Linked DNA regions of Mus musculus: region 2 is linked to region 1. Evidence: chromatin loops called from intact Hi-C (ENCODE). Cell type or tissue: heart. All regions are shown on one strand. Each heading gives the region's core, and the rest is flanking DNA. Links, peaks and the distances in the headings are about the cores only.

Region 1 (2,908 bases), core at 244-2,743:
CCACAGAACAGCAGAGTTTCCTTTTCCATCCTCATTTCTCTCTCCCCTTGACTTCTTGGCAGTCTTTTAACCTCCAGATTCCATGTGTTTGGTTCAGCTGAAAGCAAAACAAAACACAGTCAGGCTTATCTGTTTGCAGAAAGAGGTTTCAAAGGGGCCAGCCTTCCCACTCCTTGGGTCAGAGAGAAGTGTGTGGGTCCGAGAAAAGAAACTGCAAGGTAAACTTGAGACCGGTACGGGAACCAACTTCCTTCCAAATAGCCTGAAACATCTCCTGCATAGTCCCACACAGCCAAGCTCCTTGCTATCAGCTCCCAGGCCAGTCTTTTCACACGCTGTCCTCAGAGCAGGTCTCTACATGGCATACATTTACACCAACGAACACCCACACGCACACACATACACACACGGCTCCGTCTGGTGACAGATTGGGGTCTGAAAAATCTGGCAGCCTTCTCAGCTGATGGCAGAGTGTTGAGTCTGTTCTGTCTCCCTGGAGTCCCTCTGCACACGCAGGTGCACGTCAGCGCCTGCTCTAATTTTATCCCTGGCTGATGGAGGAGACTAACTGAGCAGCAGGGAAGATGCTATTTTGGGTCTCTCTGCAGCTCTGGGTTATATAAAGCCTATTGCCGTGACCTGCATTGCTTTGAGGCTGAGTCTCACTCTTGAGCATGCTGTCATAATATGTCATCAGCTCAGACACACACACACACACACACAGAGCTCTTGGGGAATGAGGAGAGGTGTGTGCTGAGGAGGAGTGTGTGTGTGTGTGTGTGTGTGTGTGTGTGTGTGTGTGTGTTCCTGCCAGCTTGACTATACTATCCGGTAAGGGCATTGTAAGGGAAAGAGGCTTGTTCTGGAAGGAAATAGAAAGCTCTTTCTGATGGAGAAACATGAGGGTCTGGCTTTGAGCTTTAGGACAGAATGTTTTGTGAGCTGATGTTGTAGGTCTGCTGTTGGCATGGTGATAACAATTTCTATTTTGGTAACTCTTTTCATTTTAAAGGAACCTAAGGGGCTCGTGAATTATACACAAACGGTTTTGCTTTGGAATGGTAGGATTTTTTTTTTTTATCTGACATTAGCAGCTGCTGCTGCATGAACAAACGAGATGGTCTCTTTTGGAGATGGGCCGTGACAGAAGATTGCCTTGCCCACACCAATGGGGATAATCTCGCTTGGAAAGTTTTTCCTTATAGGTCAAAACATCCCTCACATTGCTGGGAATTTGTCCACCTTCTTAAAGATTCCCGCTCGCTTGATTCAATCAGCTCTATAGACAAACTGTCTTTGGACTTCCTCTGAGATTAAATCTTTTCTTTTTAGATATATACATTTTGATAGATGAACATATAACAGAATCTCACTAGGACACCCTTGAAAGTACTAGGGTGTTCTCAAACTGTGTGTCATTCACACAAAGCTAGAGTGACAGGGCTCAGAGAGCTTCTCCCAGTCTGTCCTGCTTCCCATAACCAGCAGGGTGAGCAGACGACGACCGTTCTCAGTGAGCCACACGTTTCCCGTTCTTAATCTCCATGGGCATGCTCTGAGTGACATGACGGGACCCATAAGGTATTGCCCAGGGGCACACAGACTTGGCAGGTTCAAATCTTGGCTTTGGGAGCTGCCAGAATGGGAGGCCCAGGGCCAGGGCTCCTGCTGTTGGTTTGGTTCCCGTCATTGGCAGCAGCTGTGGCCATGGAGTTCCCATAAGTCGTAACTTGACGGCTGCCTTATTTCTCAGCTGCCCTTTGAAAGGAGTTGATCCTCCTTTCCCACTGGCCGAAGCGCTTCTGAGGATTTCTGGAAAGAATAACCTAAAGCTTTCCACAAAGAAAGCCAGGGGAGTCTGGCAATTAGCGCCAAAAGGCAGAAAGGAGCGGGGCCCCAGAGAGTTCTAGTGCCGGGAGCAGCTAAGAGAAGGAGGAAAGGGAAGTGGACCAGAATCAAAGACAGGGTTCGCAGGGGCCGGATGGGGAAATGAAGCCAGGAATGGGGAAGGTACAGATGAATCACTCTGTGGCTTATTAATAATGGACTTGGGTGGAATTTGGACACGTGTGCCCTCCTTTCCCCTTCTTCCAGGCTGGGAGGTGGCCCCTCACCTTGGTGAACTACTTAATGCCTTTCATCTACCCCTGCCCATTAATGAGTCAGTATCAGTATCTCTCTGTGTCTGTTTGTCTCTGTGTGTCTCTTTTTCTGTGTCTTTGTCTCTGTCTCTATGTCTGTCTCTCTGTGTCCTGTGCCTCTGTCTCTCTGTCTGTGTCTCCGTGCCTATCTCCCCTGAGCCCCTTATTATACAACCCAAACTAGCCTCGAACTTATACTCCTGCCTCCGTTCCTCATTACTCCATTCCCCTCAGGAGCAGGCCTGAATACACTGCCATCAGACATGGAGTTCTGAGGCCTGCAGCCTAAGTCTCTGAGTTGTTTGTTTGTTTGTTTGTTTTGAGACAATGTCTTGCTCTTTGTATCCTTGGCTAGCCTGGAGCTTGCAATGTCGAACTAAATTAGCTCCAAACTCACAGAGTTCTGCCTGCCTCTGCCTCCTGCATGCTAAGATTAAAGCGTGCATTCCATCATTCTTGGCTCTGGCTTAACTTTTATAGTCACCTTCCCGAGTAACTCATCCCTGTGAAAGTCTCCAGGTCGCTCCTTACCACCTTACACTGATCGTTCTCAACTCTCTTGTCTTCTGTGTGTGTGAGTATAGACTGTTCCATCTGTCTGGAATGCCCTTCCTATTGTTGTTGTTAGTAGTATCTGTGTGAGTGCGCCCGTGCAATGTAGCCAAGGCTAGCTTCAAACTTGTTATCCTCTGACTCAGCCTCCCAGATATTAGAGTTAAGGTGTGCTATCATGTTTTTTTTTTTTTCCTGGAAAATTCCCATTTTTT
Region 2 (2,908 bases), core at 171-2,670, 52 kb before region 1:
CTTCAGAGACAGTCTTTCTGGGTAGCCATGAGTGGACTTGAACTTGTGTCAATCCTCCTGCTAGGTAGCCTCTTGAGTGCTGGGATTACAGGGGTGTACGCCCTCACCTAGTCTTAAATTGTCTTGAAGCCTACTAAAACTCATTTTTCTTCAATAGACGCTTAGTCCCACAAGGGACATGAACTGTACAAGTTGAGAAGAACCACAGCTTGGCGATGTTGGCCTCACTGTTGTCTCTTCAGTAGCTAGGAGACTGGCCTCTGCATACCTAAACCAGCCAAGCAGCTTTTAAACACTCCCAATGCCTAAGACTCAGGAGAACAAAAACAGACTACATGGGCAGGACACCTGGAATAACGCGTTCTCACCATGTCCTGGCTTTGTCGTACACTGGAATCCTCAGAAAACCTTTTTAAAAACAAACAATAAACTTGGAGCTGAGTGTGGTAGTGTACTCTTTTAACCCCAGCACATGAGGTGCAGAAACAAGAGGATTGCAAGTTTGAAGCTAGCCTGAGCTACAAACCAAGACCTCATCTCAAAAGCCCAAGCCAGAGCCAGTGAGATGGCTCAGTGGGTAAAGACGCCTAGTGCCAAGGCTGACAACCTGAGTTTGATCCCCAGGATTCGACCAACAGGGTAGAAGGAGAAAATAAATTCCTGTTGTCTTTTCACACACACACAAACTCGCGCACACGTACACTCACACACACACACACACACACACACACACACACACACACACACAGCCACCGCCGCCGCCACCACCACCACCATAATATAATTGTACTTAATAATTAATTAAAACAACAAACAAAAAGGCTGGGCCTGTTCCTGAGACTTGTAATTGCAGCTACTTATATTGTCTGAAACAGGATCAAAGAAGCAAAGAGGTCTGCCAGGCAGAGTGTGGTACACATCTGCAATCCCAGGATTTGGGGGACTGTAGGAGGACTTCTGTAAATTTGAAGCTAGCCAGGACTATATAACTAGACCCTGCTTCAACAAAGAAAAAAAAATATTGAGGAGTTGCCTGGGTTACAGAGTTAAGTGTGACCTTAGTAATTTAGTGAGACTCTTTCTCGAAATAAAAAGTGGAAAGAGACGTGGAGGGATCTCAGCGATAGAGTGCTTGTGCAGTCCACACAACAGGCCCTGCATTCAGTCTCCAGTATAGTAGGCAGGCAGGTAGATAAAGGGATAGATGATAGACAGACAGATGGATGCTGATGCCTGGCCTCCAATCCCAGACTTTTGGATGCTACTGGTCTGGGGGTATGATCTGAACATTAGGACTAAAATAGCCATAATTGCCATGGTCCAATTTGTGTCCAGGATTGAAAACAAATCCAGCCAGCTAATCCTTGCCTATTTCTGTTTCAGTCCCTGAAATCTCCATGCCTTTCTCAATAAATACTTCCCTGTTTGGTTTGCATCCTGTTTCTCCTACTGAGCCCCTGGCGCCCTTTCACCTAGAATGCACTGCGGCATCTGTCCTCTGGTAAGGAGAGTGCAATACCAGCCTCAGGACAAGGTTCTTAGTTCCTTTCCCCACTCCTGCAGGCCACTTGCCCCCAGCTTCAGTGCTGGTGAAGAGGGAAGGGTGGGAGGCAGGGCTTCAGGGCTGGAGGAAGAGCTCTCCGAGGCTCCAAGGGAAAGCTTCTCCATCTAGCTTGCAGAAAGCCGCTGTGGCGCAGGGACAAGGGAGGTATTAATAACCTTCGTATAGACATACTTTTCGAGGCTGCATGATGCATAGTCAGTGCAGTTTTCTACAGATGGCCAACTTCTGCATTTTGAATGACGGCTTTCGAAGCTGGTACAGTTCTCATCCCTAAAGCAGAAGCCACCGACTAGTGGGAAGGAATCACTCCAGTCTCTAGGCCAGAGGTCAACAGCTACTGCTCACATATTGGTCAGGGACAAAAAAAGAAAGTCACCCAGGACAGACACTGGGGTGACCTCTAAGTGAAACTAAAGTGACACGGCAGTATCATCCCAAACAAGCCTCTATGGTGCTGACTGACCATGGCTCTCCCGCTCAGCCAGAGACTTCAGATTGATTGTGTTGGATAGGTGGTGTCGACTTCCAGCTGTGTAACTTGTGAAGCCAGAGGTAGGGTGGAGCTTTTCCTTTGACGTATAACAAATCTGTTTCTAAACCAGGAGTGCTGGCTCACACCTCTCGTCCTAGCATTCAAGAGTTGAAGGTCAGCCTGGGCTACATAGAGAGCTCAAGGTCAACCTTGAGCTACAGTGTGGGGGGGGAGAGAGAGAGAGAGAGAGGAGGAGGAGGAAGAGGAAGAGGAAGAGGAAGAGAAGGAGAAGGAGAAGGAGAAGGAGAAGGAGAAGGAGAAGGAGAAGGAGAAGGAGAAGGAGAAGGAGAAGGAGAAGGAGAAGGAGAAGAAGAAGAAGAAGAAGAAGAAGAAGAAGAAGAAGAAGAAGAAGAAGAAGAAGAAGAAGAAGAAGAAAAGAAAAGAAAAGAAGAGAAAAAACAAGTCTCTGCATCCCAAAATGAGAGCAGTAGCAACAGGTCCGCACAGGCACCAGCAACCCTCCACCACTCTCAGCTGCATTTTGCCATCCTCCTCTGGGGCCTGGAGACCCTTCTGCCTGCAGGCAGTGACTTCACACCGCTTGGAGCCTAATCTCAGGGACTGCCAGGAAACTTGCATGCCTTGGATGCAAAGCCTCTGTACAGTTTCCTAGGACAGCCACAGCAAATAACTGCAAACTGCACGGCTTAAAACATCAGAATAGATTCTCTGGGAGTTGGCAGGGGCACCATCCCTCTGAGGGCCAGTGGGACCTCCACATTCTTCCATCTTCTAGTGGATCCAACTCACAGCCCCATCATCCTAACGTCCGTTTCTATCTTTGCCAAGCTCTCTCCCCTCCTCATACCTGT

The links. A loop is a pair of places that touch in the nucleus more often than their neighbours do. Peaks named below come from ENCODE experiments on the same cell type or tissue, not always from the same donor. Only the 100,000 strongest peaks of a DNase experiment are listed, where the experiment ranks them.
Region 2: it touches region 1 in a loop (2.0-fold over the local background); 17 of 42 quality-filtered maps call a loop at or near these places.

What each region holds. Positions count from the first base shown.
Region 1 is chr12:85,435,747-85,438,654 of GRCm38, forward strand. Gm40477 (a long non-coding RNA gene) reads right to left here and starts at 711. Exons shown (of 3, transcript XR_872875.2): 1 at 396-711; 2 at 1-97. In heart, for the core only: a CTCF peak has its summit at 1,495; DNase peaks (open chromatin) are centred at 505 and 1,645; H3K4me3 peaks cover 313 bases; H3K27ac peaks cover 1,859 bases.
Region 2 is chr12:85,384,028-85,386,935 of GRCm38, forward strand. No RefSeq gene overlaps it. Among named protein-coding and RNA genes, the nearest start is that of Tmed10, 11 kb to the left of the region's middle. In heart, for the core only: no CTCF peak of the experiment used is centred there; a DNase peak (open chromatin) is centred at 1,724; H3K27ac peaks cover 1,343 bases.